Regions from separate parts of the Mus musculus genome. Here region 2 is linked to region 1. Evidence: chromatin loops called from intact Hi-C (ENCODE). Cell type or tissue: gastrocnemius. All regions are shown on one strand. Links, peaks and the distances in the headings refer to the core of each region. The heading gives the core; the rest is flanking DNA.

Region 1 (8,325 bases), core at 252-8,251:
GGATCATCTATAGCCCCGAAGCCGCGCGTGAGATGATTCCTTGTGCTACCCACATCTCAGGATTTAGAAAATAAGCTAAGACTCAGGGAAGGTGAGGGACTGGGCTGATAAATTACAGCTCGGTCACCTCGCCAATCAACCCTTCACCCTGAGAGGGTGCTGGCAATATGCCAGCCGCCCTGGCAGATAAAGCCTCAGACAGATGGCAAACAGAGCTTGCCCCAAGGAGTCAACACAGGTCTGATTTAACCTGTGGTTTGTGCTTGTCCCTGCCCCCAGGGCTGCCTGCTCGTGTTCTGCTTTTGTCACCACCCCACTCCTGTGGCCAGGTTGGCACTCTGTTAATAGTAACCAACACGAGGCTCCTGTGAGCACAGGACCTGACTGCAGGCACGCACAGCACTGCCCCACCAAAGTTCCAGGGTCAAGGTGGAGCCTGCACAGGGTTGAGCACAGCATTGCCAGGCCTGGCCCTTGTTGGCAGTAGACTCCCTCCAACACGTGTTGGCTCTGAGGCATAGTAGAGCAGGTGGGCTGCCCACCCCAAGGATTTTACAAGCACCGTCTGCATCCATTTTAGTGACAGGGTTTCTCTGTAGCCCTGCGTGTCCTGGTATTCAAAAAGAGATCTACCTGTTTCTGATTCCTGGGTGCCAGGGACCAAAGGCACCACCACCATCCAGTCTTTTATTTAAAAAAAAAAAAACATATTTGAGAAAGTTTTTTTTTTTTTAAGATTTAGTTATTTTTATTATATGTAAGTACACTGTAGCTGCCTTCAAACACTCCAGAAGTCAGATCTCATTACGGATGGTTGTGAGCCACCATGTGGTTGCTGGGATTTGAACTTCGGACCTTTGGAAGAGCAGTCGGGTGCTCTTACCAACTGAGCCATCTCACCAGCCGGAAAAAAGTATTAGTTTGTACAGGTGTTTTGCCTGTGTGTGTCTGTGTGCTGGTGCCTACAGAAGCCAGAAGAGGATGTTGGATCCCCTAGAACTGGAGTTACATATGGCGCCACCATTTGGGTACTGGAGATCAGACAAATACTGGTTAGTTGTGTTGTAGAGGATAATGAATAGGTGAGGGACAAATGCTACACCTGTAGAGGTCAGTCCAACACTGGGGACCAGACTCAGGTGGTCAGACCTGGGCCAGCAAGCATATTTACCTGCTGAGCCATCTCACTGGTCTACACCCCCCACGCATACTTTTTTTTTTTTTTTTTTTTTTTTTGGTACAGGGTCTTTTTATGTAGCCCAGGCTAGCCTTGACTTTATGTAAACCTTGAACTTGACAGTGAGCCTTCTGCCATTGTCTCCTGACTGAGAGTCTAGATATATAGGCCATGTCTGGTTATTTATTTACTTTGAATCTTTCTTTGAGACGGGGTCTAGTTAATGTAGTCCAAGTGGTCTTTTGAACTACAGGCTCTTCTACTAGAGCTTCCTGCTTGCAGAGATTACAGCTTGTGCCACCTTGCCACCATTCAGAGATGGTTTTGAGTGTCAAGGATAATTTGAGGTAGAAGGTTTTTTGTTTAACCCTTTCTTACCAGCACAGGAATCAGGAGGTGAAGACTAGTTAATCCTGACAAGCCTGGTGGGGCTGAGCTGAGCAGCCACCAACTCAGGGTACCTGAGGCCCATCACCTTGAGTGTGTATGGCCTAGGGAATACAGGTCAGCCACAAAACATAGTTACTTCCAATATTAAAACAGAGCCAGCAAATTACCACCTTCTAGACTATGAGATGACCCAGTTCCTAACACATTAGCATTCAAGGTGCTCTACCAACGTGGCTTGGTAGAGTGCTTGCTTAGCATGCATGAGGCCTTAGGTATCATCCCTGGCATCACATGAGACCAGGCATGATGGTACATACTTATAATACCAGTGCTTGGGAGTTAGAAGCAATGGGGTCAGAAGTGCAAGGTGTTTTAAAAAAGCAAACAAGAAAGATGGTAGTGGTTGCACACCTTTAATCCCAGCACTCAGTGGCAGAGGCAGACAGATCTAGAGAGTCCCAGGATAGCCAGGGTTACATAGAGAAAGGGAGAGAGGAGAGGAAACAAAGGAAAGCAGAGAGATGGCTCGGTGGTTAAGAATGCTTCTTGCTCTTGAAAAGGACCTGAGTTCAGCTCCCAGCACCCATGTCAGGAGGTTCACAACTGCTTTGTAACTAACTTCAGGGGTCTGATGCCCTCTTATGGCCTTTGAGGGACACACACACAAGATAAATCTTAATAATCTCAATAAGCGTTCTTAGCTATGTAGGGAATGTAAGGCCAGCCTACAGGGCAGGGAAGAGTGCTGTATGGCAATTCATGCCTACAAAACACAGGGCATGACAACATGCACACAAAGGGTCTACCTTAATGGCTGCCCATGAGGCAGGGGATCACAGGGACCTCCTGGAAGAGACAAAAAAATATGCAAAACAGGAGGTGAAAATAGAAACCACTGCCTGGTGATAGAATTAAGTCACCCACTTAGTATTAAAAAGTTAATAATAAAATTTGGGGGCTGGAGAAATGGCTCAGTGGTTAAGAGTACTGACTGCTCTTCCAGAGGCCCTGAGTTCAATTCCCAGCAACCACATGGTGGCTCACAACCATCTGTATGCCTTCTTCTGGTGCGTCTGAACAGAGTGACAGTGTACTCACATTAAATAAATCTTTAGAAAATAATCATAAAATACGAGCACAATCAGAGATGGCTCAGGGGTTAAGAGCATTGGCTGCTCTTCCAGAGGACCCAGGTTCAATTCCCAGGACCCACTCTGCAGCTCACAGCCCTCTTCTTAGCCTCTAGGGGCATACATGATGCATGCCATACATAAAACACCCAGACGAATAAGACCAACAGGGAAAGGAAGCAGGATGGCTCTGGGCTCAACAGTGATACATAGTAGGTGCCTCACCACAGTGTGGGGCTCAGAAGAGCTTTCTGGGAGGACGGGGATCATTAGACACACCCACTCCTGTCAGTGCCAGGATTCGTGCCCCGGGCCAACCTCCAAGACCTGACAGAAGATGTTAAGGGTGGCTTGGAGAGTAGAGGTCACAGTCACTACTTTGGGGTCTTCATCACTGTTAGTTCACGAAACCCATCAGGATGCCAGGACATTGCCACCAACCATCACTGTAACTGATGACAGTGGCCTGGGTCATTATGGGCACCAGCCAAACGCTGATTTCCAAGGTTCCACTGCTGTTTCCTATGCCAATGGAATGTACCTATAAAACGGCAGTCACGGGTCTTGGTGGCATATGGTGGTGGGGGGTGTGGGGAGTAGGAGCCTGTCTAACCAGCTGGCCACCGCCCCGCCCTGGGCACAGAGTCTGTAGTTCCGCCTCAGATCACAAGGTGGCAGCAGCTAACAGTTCCAGACAAGCAAGGGATCCCAAAAAGGCCTTCAAAAACAGCTATTCCATTTTATTATGTTTCGTTTGTTCTATATTTTATTTGAAAGAGGGTCTATAAACTAAGAATAACCTTAAACGTTTTTCTCTTTTTTTTTTTTTTTTTTTTTTAAATTTGAGAGCTCTCTATATAGCCCTGGTTGTCCTGGGTCTTGCTATGTAGGCCAGGCTGGCTGTGAAGTCACAAAGATCTGTCTACTTGTACTGATTGTGTGTGTGAGTGTGTGCATGTGCATGCACTCATGCTTGCCCGTGCAGCTAAGTGGCCTTAAGTGTGAGGCGTGGAGGTGGTTCTCTTCACCTGGTGTGGGTTTTGGGGATTGAACTCTGGCCATCAGGTTTTCAAAGCAAAAGAGGCAAGGGTCTTATCTCCCTAAGTCATCTTTTGCCCTAGAAGGTGAATCTTTCTCTATACTTGTTGGCCCCTCCCATTCACTATCATAGAGACGTTTATGTGTATGTGTGTGTGGGTGCTCGAGTGCGTGTGCTCACTTGTGTGCATGCTTGAACACGCACGCATGTCCTCTTGAGTACATGCAGGTAAGGTGTGACTATAGGCGTGTGTGTAAAGCCATAGTGTAATGTGTGACTGTTTCTGTAGCTGGCAGTGTGTGAGGTGTACCCTTGTGACTAAGTCTGGGTAAAAGTGATGTAACTGTGTGTGAGACTATGTGGGCGACTGGCTATACGGGATGTGCCCCTATCATTGAATGTGGATGATGGCCACTGGATGACTGTGGGGTGGAGGGTGGGGATCAGCAGGCTCAGGTGTCGCCAGAGAGGCGGGAGGAAACTATAAACCTGGGCAATGGCCCCTTATCAGCGAGTCCTTCTGCTGGGTCCACAAGGGCAGAGGGCAAAGTCCATGCAGATAAGAGTGCTGGGCGCCAGAGGTATTTAGGAAGAGGAGGTGGGGTCCTACACTTGGAGTCCAGGGGAAAGAAAGAGCCCATGCTAAGTTCCATGAAGCTCCTAGATCTGGGATGGAGCAACACTGAGTGCTCAAACAGCCTGATCATCTCTTATACAGTGGGCAGGAGAAACGACCCTCCCAGGCTCAGCTTCTCCACCTGTCTTATGGTAGAAGGCTGTGGTCACCTTTATAGACCCTGCATATAGACTGGAGAAGACTCTGCTTTAACACACTCAGAAGCGTCCTACGAAGGGACCGGTGCTCATGAGGCATTGTGGACGAGAGAGACTGGGAGAGGAGCCCACACAGAGCCCGGCAACAGCACTGCTAGCTATAGCTGTTATTTTTCAGTCCTCTGCCACCCCAGCCTTCCAGGGACCACTGCCCTCTGGCTAGCACAAACCCTGGCTATCCCAGGGTGTGGGTGTCTGAAAGCACCAGCCAGCCTGAGGGGCTGCCATTGTGGTGACCTTGGAGACCAACCCTAGCCAGCTTCTGCCAGGGCTTCTGGCAGCTGAGCACCCCAGTTCTCTTAAAAAAACTCCATCTCGAGGAGTTTCTCCAGTTTCTCCTTTTGTTGGGAACGGGGCCGGGGAGGCTTGGGTGTCATTAGGGATTATTTTCAAACTACCGCCTTCCATCAGGTGCTGGCTAGAGTCTACTGGTCACCATGGAATTTCTTTTTTTAGTGTGTCAACAGCCGGGTTGTAGGCAGCTGTCCCCCAGCCAGGGCGGGAAGCCGCCTGTTACCCCGAACTGCCCGGCTCGGATTTCCTGGGCAGACACTTGCCTGCCTTTCATCTCACAGTCACGGAGCCCGGAAAGTGACTTCGAGACCACACGTCTTGTTGTGTCTAGTTATTCTGATGGCTTCACCTGGGAAGCCCTTTCCAAACATCAAAACCACACAAGAAGAGGGCATTTGGGTGGCTGGAGAACCTCTTCACCCGGGCTGCCCCTCGGAGGTGGTGGGCACAAAGTGCCAAGTCAGAGAGGAAGCTGAGAAAGCATTAAAATTCCCATCACAAGCTAATGTGTGTCTCAGAGCTAGAGCTGGTCCTGAAGCCCAGGAAGCAGGGAGGGGGTGGAGGAGGGAGTTAGAATTGAAAGCTCTGAAGGAACCTGGCCCTTTAAGAGAGGAGAGTGTGTGTGTGTGTGAGTGTGTGTATTTATGTGTGTGTGTGTGCATGTATGTATGTATGTGTGTGTTGATGTGAGTGTGTGAATGTGTGTGGGTGTATATACATGTGTTTATGTGGTTGTGTGAATGTGTGAGTGTGAATGTGTGTGTGTATGTATTCACATATATGGGAATGTGTGTATGTGAATAGGTAAGTGTGAGTATATGGGAATGTATGTATGTATATGTGCATATTTGTGTGAGTGTGTGTATGTGTATATGTGTGAATGTGTATATGTATGTATGTGTATGTATGTATATGTAAAAGTACATACATACACGTGTATGTGAATGAGTATGTATATGTGTGTATGACTGTATGTGTGTATATGAATGTGTATGTGAGTGTGCATATAAGTGTGAGTGTATACATGTGTGAATGTGTGTATGTGAATATGTGTATTTATGTATGTGTGTATATTTGTGTAGGAGTGTGTATGTGTGTACATGTACGTACATGTGAATGTATGTATGTGTATGTGACAGTGTGTATGAGTGTATGTGAGTATGTGTGTGCGTGTGTATGTTGGATGCCTAGGTGTGTTAGGAGAGCAGTTGCCCTGAACAGATCATAGAATGGAGAAATTCAGCGTGTTTATTCAGCATCTTTTATATGCCGTGTACATTCCAGCCACTGAAGTCGGTGAGTGAGATGGAATCCTTCAGTGGGACTGTGAAATGGGAAGAGATGGGCTGGTGAGAGGGCTCAGTGAGGAAAGGCACTTGCCACCAAGCTTGATGACCTGAGTTTGAACCCTAGAACTCAGCCAGTAGAAGGAGAGAGTGTACTCCTGCATCTGTCCTTTGATCACAAATGCATGCACACGCACATGTATACACAATAAAATGTAATACTGTTTTTTAAAATAGTAGTTACATAGTGAGACCTTACCTTAAAAAAGGCGGTGGGGGGGGCTGGGCTGCTCTTTGGTTAAGAGCCCTAGCAGAGGACTCAGGTCTAGCTCCCTCTTCCGATCTTTAAGGCTCCAGGCACAAACCTGGTGCACACCTGGACTTGTGGGTAAAACACTCACACTTTAAACAAAACAGGGGCTGGAGAGATGGCTCAGGTGGTTAAGAGCACTGACTGCTCTCCAGAGGTCCTGAGTTTGATTCCCAGCAACCACATGGCTCAGATGATCCGATCTGGAGTGTCTGAAGACAGCTACTGTGTACTCAGATACATAAAATAAACAATTCTTTTTTGTTTTTTTTTGAGACAGGGTTTCTCTGTGTAGCCCTGGCTGTCCTAGAACTCACTCTGTAGACCAGGCTGGCCTCGAACTCAGAAATCCGCCTGCCTCTGCCTCCCAAGTGCTGGGATTAAAGGTGCGCGCCACCACGCCCGGCTAATAATTCTTTTAAAAATAAAACAATGAATCTAAAAAATAAAAAGGGTTCATGACTCCAGATACCATTTTTGTTTCTCCGTTTTGGGAACCAAACCTAGGTCCTCCAGCACTGGCAGTCAGCGTGAACTCTTATTGGGCGATACCCTTACCCAAGGCACTGTTTTCTTACTCACTCCACCCTCAGCACATAACTTAAGGTAATGTGTCCTTATTATCCCCAACCTGTAGGGGCAGGAGAGAAGGCTTGGAGTAGCGGAGGGAGAATTCGAACCCAGAGTCTTGGGTTTGTGCTCAGTGTTCTTCTGTTTCTGAGCCTTCAAGAGAGCAGGGTGGGTCTGGCGGGCTGACAGAGGGAGCAGGGAGTGTCTTTGGAAGATTAATCTTGGGATGGCATCTGGGGTTTGTTTGGGAGACAGATGGCTTTGGAGACAAGAGGCCTTATGGGACAGAGACAGGTGTGAAAGATGGGGCAGAAGGACGGTCCTCAGGCCATGTCCTGGCTGGAACTGGCAAGCTTAGGCAGAATCCTTCTTCTTTGGTGGAAGAGTGAGAGCTCCTATCTCCCTGCAAAGCGCTCTTCTTACAGAACTATAATTCAGAATGAGTACAGAGCCGAGGACGCCAGACTCAGCCAGAGGACGTGGTAGCCCTTTTGCAAGATGTCTGACCTCTGACTTTCTCCACCCCCAGCCAAACCCAAACTTGGTAGATTTTGTTTTGTTTTTTAAGAATTCTTCTTATCTGGCTGGAGAGACTGCTTAACAGGTAAGACCACCGGCTGCTCTCCCCGAAGGCCCAGGATCTCTCCCAGCACCCACAATGGCACCTCACAATGCTCTGATTCCAGTCCCAGTGGATTAAAATCTGAGATCTCCCTGCCTCTGCCTCCTGAGCACTGGGAATAAAGGACTTGGGCCACCGCCACTATCCAGCTTATAGTTGACTCTAAGCTGGCTCTGCCTTCAGACACACATGGCAGGGACGGAGGTGCTTCCATGACTGGGGAGCAGTATCAAGGAGGAGTTTCCAGGTTGTTTTTGAAGAACTTCCTCAGCCTGGCTAGCCCTTGAGGGCTGGGAATTCCTGCCTGGGAATTTTTCCAATATTCTGACAGCTGTTTCTTCCCTTTCCGCGGTTTTATTATTTTCTTGTTCAGTTCCAAATCCTCCTTTCGCTTTCTGTATGGCAGCCAGGACTGGCTTGGAGGGTGGGGACCTGGCATGTGCTGTGTCAGGAGCTGTGACCTCCTCGGCCAGCAGTGCCAAGCATTGGATGGGATGCAAGAGGAAGCAGGAGGCAGAGGCAGAGGAAGCGAGGCCTGCTGAGGGGCCTCCCGTCTTTCTGAAACTCCAGCTTCAGCTCCCACTAACCGGGTGGCTGTGAGCTACAGGTGGGCCCTGTCATCAAAGTGGATCAGCAGGTAGAGAAACTTGCTGCCAAAGGACAAGCAGAGTCC
Region 2 (8,325 bases), core at 295-8,294, 43 kb after region 1:
TCAATCAATCAATCTTCAATGAATCAATCGATCACTGAATCACACACGACCTAGACAGCAAGGGCCTTCCCCTTCTCCAGGGCTCACTTACAGTTCCCCCCTCCCTCTCAGTGGAGGTTAGACAAGATTACATGATTGACTCCAACCCATGAAACCAGCCTTCTCTACAGTTAGGGCAAAAGCAAGAATTCACAGACCGATGGTGTCACTACACTATGGTAGAGCTGCTGTCAGCCTGGACCCCTGAGAGACCCTGTGTGTGGAGCAGAGTGTCCCAGAATTTATTTGTGATAGACAATGGAGAAGTAACCTTGTGATGTTTGTTTTATTTTTTTGGTTTTTGGAGACAGGGTTCCTCTGTGTAGCTCTGGCTGTCCTGGAACTCACTTTGTAGACCAGGCTGGCCTTGAACTCAGAAATCCGCCTGCCTCTGCCTCCCAAGTGCTGGGATTAAAGGCTTGTGCCACCTCGCCTGGCTATTTTGTTTTATTTTCCTGTCAATCCAAACTTGAGCCACCTGGGACAAGGGAGCCTCAGTTGAGGAATGGCTACCATGGGCTTGGCCTGAAGGCACGTCTGTCTGTGGGTCCTTCCCTTGGTTAATGGTTAGGACCTGGCTCACTATCTATCACCCCGAAGCAAGTGAACCTGAGTCCTATAAGAAAAAAAGGAGCTGAGGGACCCATGAAAAGCAAGCCAGTAACCAATGTTCCTCTAAAGTCCCTGCCTTCCAGGTTCCTGCCCTGGCTTTCCTCAGTGCTGGTTTGTGACCTGAAAGTGGAAGGTGAAATTAACCTTTTCCTTTCTAAGACACTTTTGGTCACTGTTTTCTCATAGCAACAGAAACCCTAAATGTGGCATTCACTGAACTATCTCGTCAGCTGGTCTGGCTACCACCTTGTGTTTTTGAGGGTCTGCTAGAGCCTGGAGCTCACTGACCAGGTTAGGTGCACTGGCCAGGAAGTCCCTTCTAGTCTCCTGCTTCCAGTGCCTCATGTGTGCCTGTGCGTGCGTGCGTGTGTGTGTGTGTGTGTGTGTGTGTGTGTGTGTGTGTTTGTGTGAGTCTATATGTGTGTGTGGGCCTATGTGTGTGGTGTGTGCATGCATGTGTGAATGTGTGTGCATGTTTGTGTAAGTCTGTATATATGTATGTGTGTGTGTGGTGTATGTGAGTGTGGTGTGTGTGTGTATGTGTGTGTGTGTGTATTACAAGAGCATGCAGCCAAGCCTGGCTCTTTCCTGTGGGTGATGGGATTTCAACTTGGGTTCTATACTTGCAAGGCAAACAACTTTACCAGCTGAGCCTCAAAGGAATACATTTCTAATGATGGAGCTGAGACTGGAGAAGTTTTAGAAATGTCAGTTCTGATTTCTCAGGGATATGAAAAGCTCTATCCTGACCCTCGTGCTTAGACCATTTTCTATTCTCTCTTTGTTTTGTGGTCGAATTTCTTGGGAGTTTGTGTGGAGGTGACTTCTTCTGAAATCTGACAGTCCCTCTTTGGTACTCCCCTGTCCTTTTCTGGGAAGTGGTGATTTTGGCGTCCACACTTCCTCTTCCTTCCTGGGTAGCAGCAACAGCTAACATGGAGTCTTCCTTATATCTCCCTTGGTCCCTTGGATTTCCTTTCTATCAGCCCCAGAGGATACCTTGCAAGGCTGCATCAGTCCTCCCATCCCTGGCTGTTGCCTCTCGGAGACCAGCAGCAAAATCGGAGCTCAGCAGGCCTGGGTCTGTTCAGTCCTGGGTGGGGACTAGCTTTCTGGCCTTCAGGAACATGTCTTGACATGTTCAGCCCTGGAATTGAAGAGGTGGGGCTGCTTCAGTGCAGGGTGGTGGAGACCTGATGATACCCAACTACCAGCTGTGGGGTGAGGAGGAGCATGAATGGAGACAGAGACCCCAGATAATTAAGGACGTCCCACTTTGCCAGCAGAATAAAAGGTGGTATGTATCTTGTGACATGTATCAGGTGAAGGATGCTTTTGTGCATCTGTGTGTGTGTGCCTGGGGTGTGTATGTGTCAGGTACTGTATGTAGTCATTTTGTCACTTTGTCATTTTGGGGTCTGGAGGGCTCCTCCAACCATGTTTCTGAGTATACATTCACGTGCAATGGTGTGCCTGACTATACATTCAAGTGCAAGGCCAAGAATGTTTGTTAGAAAGACTGAGTAGTCCCAGACTTAATAAATATTTGTTGAGTACTTTTGTGGTGCTCTGGGAAGCCAGAAGTTGTTTAAAATAAATCTCTCCAACACCAGTAGGGTAAAGGCACAGGAGGTCACAGCACTCAGCAGTTCAGTATAAGCCTTTATTCAAGCTGTTTTCTCCCAAAGTAAACAGACAGACAATGTCACTTCTATCTGAGAAGCCTGGAGGCCAAGGGGATTTGGGCAGTTTTGACATCCTGTGCTGGCCCCTGACAGCCCAGCCCTGGGATGGACGACTTGGATGCAGGGACTGGACCGTTCAGGAGCTGGGGCATTGTGGGAGTGGCCATTATGTCTGTCCTGGTTTGGGGGTCTGAAGGGGGTCCTTCAACTGTGTTTCTGAACAGGATGAGGCTTTTGAGGGGGGTTGGGAAGGTGGCCAAGCCCTTCCCAGACTTCCACCCCCCATCACAGAAGAGGAGGCCTGTCTAGGTCAGCTAAATCCGAGGAGGAAGACTGGGCATGTCTGGGCAGCGATCTCTAGACATCGGAGAGCAGATGTCAGAACTCACAGCTTCTCCAAAGCAGGATTTTGATCTTTTAACTAAAGATATCCGTTCAAACTAAGACTCCAGTCTCTGCTTTATTTAAAATTTTTGTTTGTGTTTGTTTTGAGAGAGAGAGGAATTTGTTTTTGTTTTAGAGGCAGGATGTCATGTAACCTTGATGAATTATTGGTCCTCCTGTTTCTGTCTCCTGAGTGCCGGGATTACAGATGTATGCCGCTATCATCTAGATGATGCCTTACTAGGGATCCAACTCCTGGCTTCATACATGTTAGGCAAGCGCTATATTAACGGAGCTACATCCCTTTTTGGATGCATGGTGATCTCAGATAGCTCAGGCTAGCCTTGAGCTCCAAATCCCCCCTGCCTCCCAAGTACCGTGATTTCAGGCATGTACCTCTATGCTTAGCTGAGATGGTGGTCTTGCTATGTAGCCCATGTGACCAGGCTGGATCGTGTAACAAGACTGAAGAAAACCCCCTTCTGCTGGGTGTGATGGCTCAGACCTGTAGTCTTAACTCTAAGCAAGGAAGTTAAGGCAGGAAGATTGCCTTGAATATGAGGGCCACCCTGGGCTACATAGCGAGGCCTCGTCTCAAAAGACCCCAAACAGAAGGAAATAAAACTGACTAGAGACATGGAGGAAGGTGGGAACGGAGAATGTCTTACTGCTATGTCTGTCAGGAACATCCGTAGATGTTTCTAGAATTGTCCTTTATCAATGTCATTTTAGTGGACTGTCTGGATCTTGGGAGGGGGAGTATTAGACATTTCCCTCATTTTGGACCCAGAGAAAGAAATCTGCAAGCAGAGTACTCTGGGCAGCTTGCCAGAGGTCAGCAGGTAGCCATTAGTGTGGTCCCAGTCAGGTCTTGATGCTCTCACTTGCAGGATGTATTATGGTGTGAGAAATGTTCACATGCTGGCTTCTGAAGAGGGGAGAGGGGAGGTAAGGAGCCTGGCGGCTGTTTTTCTTGGTAGTCCGTGGTCTGAGAACTGGACTCAATCTCCCCGATTTCTGAGGCGGTTGACAGCATCCTTTCCTTCTGTGGAACTGCTTTCCTCGTCTGTGAGACAGGGAGGAAATGATCGCGTTCTGGACCCGATGTCCGAGGGGCTTCTGGGAGGAGGGGGAAAAAAATCTCCAGACATAGTGGGACTTCTTGGGATTTTAAACTATTTTTTATTATTTATGGGCTTGTTTTGTTTTTGAGAGGGTCTCAATGGATAGCCCAGGCTGGTCTTGAACCTGTAACGCCCCTCGTGCCTCAATCTCCCAAGTATAGGATTCCAGGCTTTTGCTATCATACTCAAATGATCAATTTATTTATATTTGAAACAGTGTCACATATTTCAAGTTGGTCTCCATCGGAATAGGTAGCTGTCAAAACGACCTTGAATGCCTATTTCCCCCTCCTCACCCCCCACTGGGCGCTGTTATTACAGACGTGACCCCGCATGCCCAGTTTATGGGGCCCTGGAGCTCCAACCCAGGGCTTCACTTCCAGCAAGTTAGGCAAACACTGTACCAACAGACCCACCTCCCGAAACCCAGGATTTTATTTACTAATATCAGTGATCTGGAAAAGAGTTAGTCCTTCCCACAGTTGGTCAGGGACAGACCCATAAACACTCACTCAGCTCTAACTGTACTGTTGTTCATAGATGTATGTGGCTCTGCTGGTGCGCTGCGTGACAAGAGAATAGCCCAGGTGTGGGGGAGGGGAGGGCGCGCCCTCTTAACGCGCGCCGGTTCTAGCTGTCTGGCGCGGGCTTAGATTCCCAGAGGGGAGGGCGGGCCAGCGAGTCCCCGGGATCGGTGAAGGAGTGGGTTGGTCCTGCCTCTGAGGGGGCGGGGCCTGGGCCGACGCTATAAGGAGGCAGCTCGACGCCAACTGCAGCAGCCGAGAGGTGTGAGCCGCCGCGGTGTCAGAGTCTAGGGGAATTGGAGTCAGGCGCAGATCCACAGCGATATCCAGACATTCAGAGGTGAGAGCTTCGTGGCAGGGAACAATAGTTCTTCCCCGTAGCAATGCGCTGAGCCCAGTGGGTGTCCCCAGAAGTGTGTGTGTGTGTGTGTGTGTGTGTGTGTGGTGATGAGTGGATCACCTGTGTGTGTATATGTGTATTTGTGCGTGCCCGCCAGAGTCACAGGTGTGTCCGCGGCAGGTGGATGACGGGTGTGGGTCTGAGCGTCCGTGGTGGCTGAAGGCTTCGTTTGTTGGAGTGTGACGAGGGTCAGGCTATGTCGCGGACTCGGCATACAGAGTCTGAACTCCAGGACCACGGATGGCAGCCACTCTTCCAGTCCTTGGAGACCGGGTCCGAGCGATGGCTGGCGGGGATCGGCTACCGGGAGCTCGCTTCTGGTTGCCAATGTTTCTAGGGATTCCAGGTGCGGCTCGCCCAAAGCGTGAGAATGAAGCTCACGGTGCCCCGAGATGGGTCCTGGGTGGCGGTTGTGACAAGCTTCGGCGAGTCTATCTAGAGCTTAGCGCAGAGCGGTTCTCCGATCCCATGGGTGCCGCCGGATCCCCGGTCCTTGTGAACCAAGTGCCCTGTTTCGCGGTAGCCACCACCCCACTGGGCTCTGAGGTCAGCGCGAGCTGTGTCCTCCGCCCTCGGGATCGTGCCTGGGCACGTCCTAGAGGACAGGCGAGGAGGTGACTCATTGTGACAAGGAGACCCCGGGCACTGGATTGAGACCAGAATCGCGCCACAACTGGGGATGGGTCAGTGGCAGCCCAGAAGCCCCTTTCCCTGCCCGGGTACAGCCTCGTTCCTGCCCCGTCCCCTCCCCCGCGCGGCACAGTGACCTATTTGGCGGGCACAGTATGTTCCCAGGGAACCCGGGACACGGGGAGGTCCAGGACGCGGTGTCCGGTCCCCGCTCGGCGGCGCGCCCTCGGGGACAGGGAGTCTGGGCGGGTCCTGTCCACCCTGCCAGCCCGGGAAGCGCAAAGGGTCCCACCCACCGCGCCCACCACGACCCGGACCAGTGACCGTGGGGCGCGAGAGGAGCCCGCACTGTAGAGCGGCCGGTATCCTCGCGGAGTGAGGCTTACGGGTGCCGTACATCAGACGCCCCGGGGCTGGGGCCCTCGACCCAGTCCACACCCAGTGTAGGAAGGTGACCAGGCTGAGTGCGCCCACTAGGGCACATCCATTCCACTCGGAACCTCCGGGGACAAGGGCTACACTTGCACCCTGGTCGTGCGGGAAATACTTTGGGCTTGGGTTTGGCATTTGGGGGCGCGCTGGCAGCTTCCTCTGTCCCCTACGTCGCGTTTCAGAGAGGACACTCAGGCGGTTTTTTGTTGTCCTCGCCCTCATCTATTTTTATTTTCCAGGGATCTGACTCATCGCGTGCTTTGGGCGTGGAGATCAAGGTGGAGGGGGCCAGAGCTAAGAGCACTTTCTTTGCTCTCGAGTGTCCGTGCGTGCGTGTGTGCGTGCGTGCGTATGTGTGTGTGTGTGTGTGTCTGTGTACGTGCGTGTGTGTGTGTGTGTGTATGCGTGCGCGCGCGCGCGCTCAGTCTGGTTTCCCAACATAGGCGGGAATTTAGGAAGCCTGGGCTCATCGTGACGTGTTTTGTGGCCCGGGGTCCCCCTCCTTTCCTCTCCTCTCTCCACCCCAGGGTGACGCGCAGCTCCGGTGCCCAAGCAGTTTTGGCGGGCGGGCAGCGCCGGGCAGGAAACTGACTCACCACTCCTTGCTCGGCCTACGCGCCGCCTACCGAGCGCCATTTCCTGAGTGCACAGCGCCCCCTACCGGCATCAGTGAGGACTGCAAGGCCGGCTAGGCGCGGGTGGCACCACGGGCTTCTGCCACCCCCACCGCGGCTTAAAGGGAATTAAAATATGCCTGATGGCCAGATACAAGTGATTTTAGCAGGGTGTGCTAGCGGACTATTAGGGAGGCGTGGCCCTTGAGAGACAAGGTGGAGATCGTGCCCCTCTTGGGTTCCTGGTCTTATCTTCAGCTATGAAAAACTGGGGACTATCCAGCCTTAGCCGAGTCCATTGGTGTCTTCCCTTCCTTCCTCTGGCCCCTGTGAGCTACCGTCTGGGGAAGGGCACCAAACTTGTTTTTCGGCTCAGTTTGTCTGGGGAAATGAGCCAATCTATATTTCTATATCTATATAGATCTCTCTCTCTGTCTCTGTGTGTGTGTGAAAGAGAGACAGAGACAGAGAGACAAGCTTACAAAATGGCCCCAGCTACCAGTACTATATAGACAGGCTGGCCCAGTGGCCTGGAACTCATAAGGATCACGTGCCTCTGGTGGAGTGCTGGGATTAAAGACTCTCCCCATAACATGGAGCTCAGTCTATATTTAATAAAAAAGCTTTTCCAGCTGATTTTAATGGAGTCCTCTGGTCATGCCCCTCAAGGTGAGAAGACGAGAGAATGATCAATACTAGACCAAAAGGGTCTGAATTCAAACCCCGCTTGTGAGCCCTGTGCCTTTGGACACACATTCTGAACCTGGATTAGCTCTGCCGTAAAAGAATGTGATATTGCCATCTATTAACGATAGCTTTTGGTGGCTTACAACTGCAATCCCAGCACACTAGAGGCAGAGGCAGGAGGATGACTGAGTTGTACTAAAGGATGTGAATAGGCCCCAAGCTCTACCTGTAGGCAGAGGCCATCTGAGGTCCTTTAGGCCTCTGAGGTCTGCACCTTGAGAATCCTTTTGCGGGCAGTGGGAATCCTTGTTAGACCTGTGTTTCGGTTGGTTGGTGTTTAGCCAGGCTCTCACTATGCACACCAGGATGGCCTTCAACTCACAGACATTTTGCCTCTGCCTCCCGAGTGCTGTGTTTTGGGAATTGGCTGTTTTACTTATTTATGGAAGCCACAATGCTGGCCACGTTCCCTATGTAGTAGCCAAGGTAGACCCTGAACTTCTTTCCCTACCTCTGCCTCCAGCGATTACAGGTGTGTGCCGCCACACCCAGTTTTATAGAGAGCTCCTTGCTTAGCACAAGGCCCAGGCTTTACCATCGGGGCCCCAGACGCTTCATCTCTTCTGGCTTCCTACCTTGAATCATAGTCTGGGTACCCCCTTCTCTCTTCCAGCTGTGGGCAAACTCACCCTGAGGTCTTAAGGAGCTGGGCGTGTGTATGTGTGTGGTAGTGTATGTGGTAAGAGCCCAGGGGGTCTTGCCTCAGGAAGCCACTGGGGCTCACCTTGCAAGCTCAAAGGCCCTCCTTAGAAGCTGCATCCCCTAGTCTTGGAGTCAGGATGGGCCACTCAGGTATCCCTCTTTCCTGGAGAGGAGCCAGGTAAACCAACACCTTTAACTTTTTTTTTTTTTTCAGTGCCTGTAAAACGGGTTCCTTGGGCACAGGCTATAGGCACGTCTGGGGCTGGGAGGTGTCTAGACTCCAGATTACCTGATCTGCCTGGCAGGATGTGGCTCAGCCTGGGAGAGAGCCTTAACCCCGCTCCACCCCTTCAGACTCTCCTCTCCCCCAGGCTACTGCCTCCCCCCAGGCTGCTGCCTCCCCCCAGGCTACTGCCTCCCCCCAGGCTGCTGCCTCCTCCCAGGCTACTGCCTCCTCCCAGGCTGCTGCCTCCTCCCAGGCTACTGCCTGCC

What was found. Hi-C counts contacts between places; a loop is a spot of excess contacts. Peaks named below come from ENCODE experiments on the same cell type or tissue, not always from the same donor. Only the 100,000 strongest peaks of a DNase experiment are listed, where the experiment ranks them.
Region 2: a loop joins it to region 1, with 4 times the contacts of the local background. A loop is called at or near these places in 37 of 42 quality-filtered maps.

The regions. Positions count from the first base shown.
Region 1 is chr17:29,045,981-29,054,305 of GRCm38, forward strand. No RefSeq gene overlaps it. Among named protein-coding and RNA genes, the nearest start is that of Gm41556, 6.2 kb to the right of the region's middle. In gastrocnemius, for the core only: a CTCF peak has its summit at 3,365 (motif pointing right); DNase peaks (open chromatin) are centred at 444, 3,326, 5,036, 7,278 and 1 more place; H3K4me3 peaks cover 1,398 bases; H3K27ac peaks cover 3,016 bases.
Region 2 is chr17:29,089,154-29,097,478 of GRCm38, forward strand. Cdkn1a (cyclin-dependent kinase inhibitor 1A (P21)) reads left to right here and starts at 4,616. Exons shown (of 3, transcript NM_007669.5): 1 at 4,616-4,708. In gastrocnemius, for the core only: no CTCF peak of the experiment used is centred there; DNase peaks (open chromatin) are centred at 3,547, 4,174, 4,562, 4,956 and 2 more places; H3K4me3 peaks cover 3,279 bases; H3K27ac peaks cover 3,285 bases.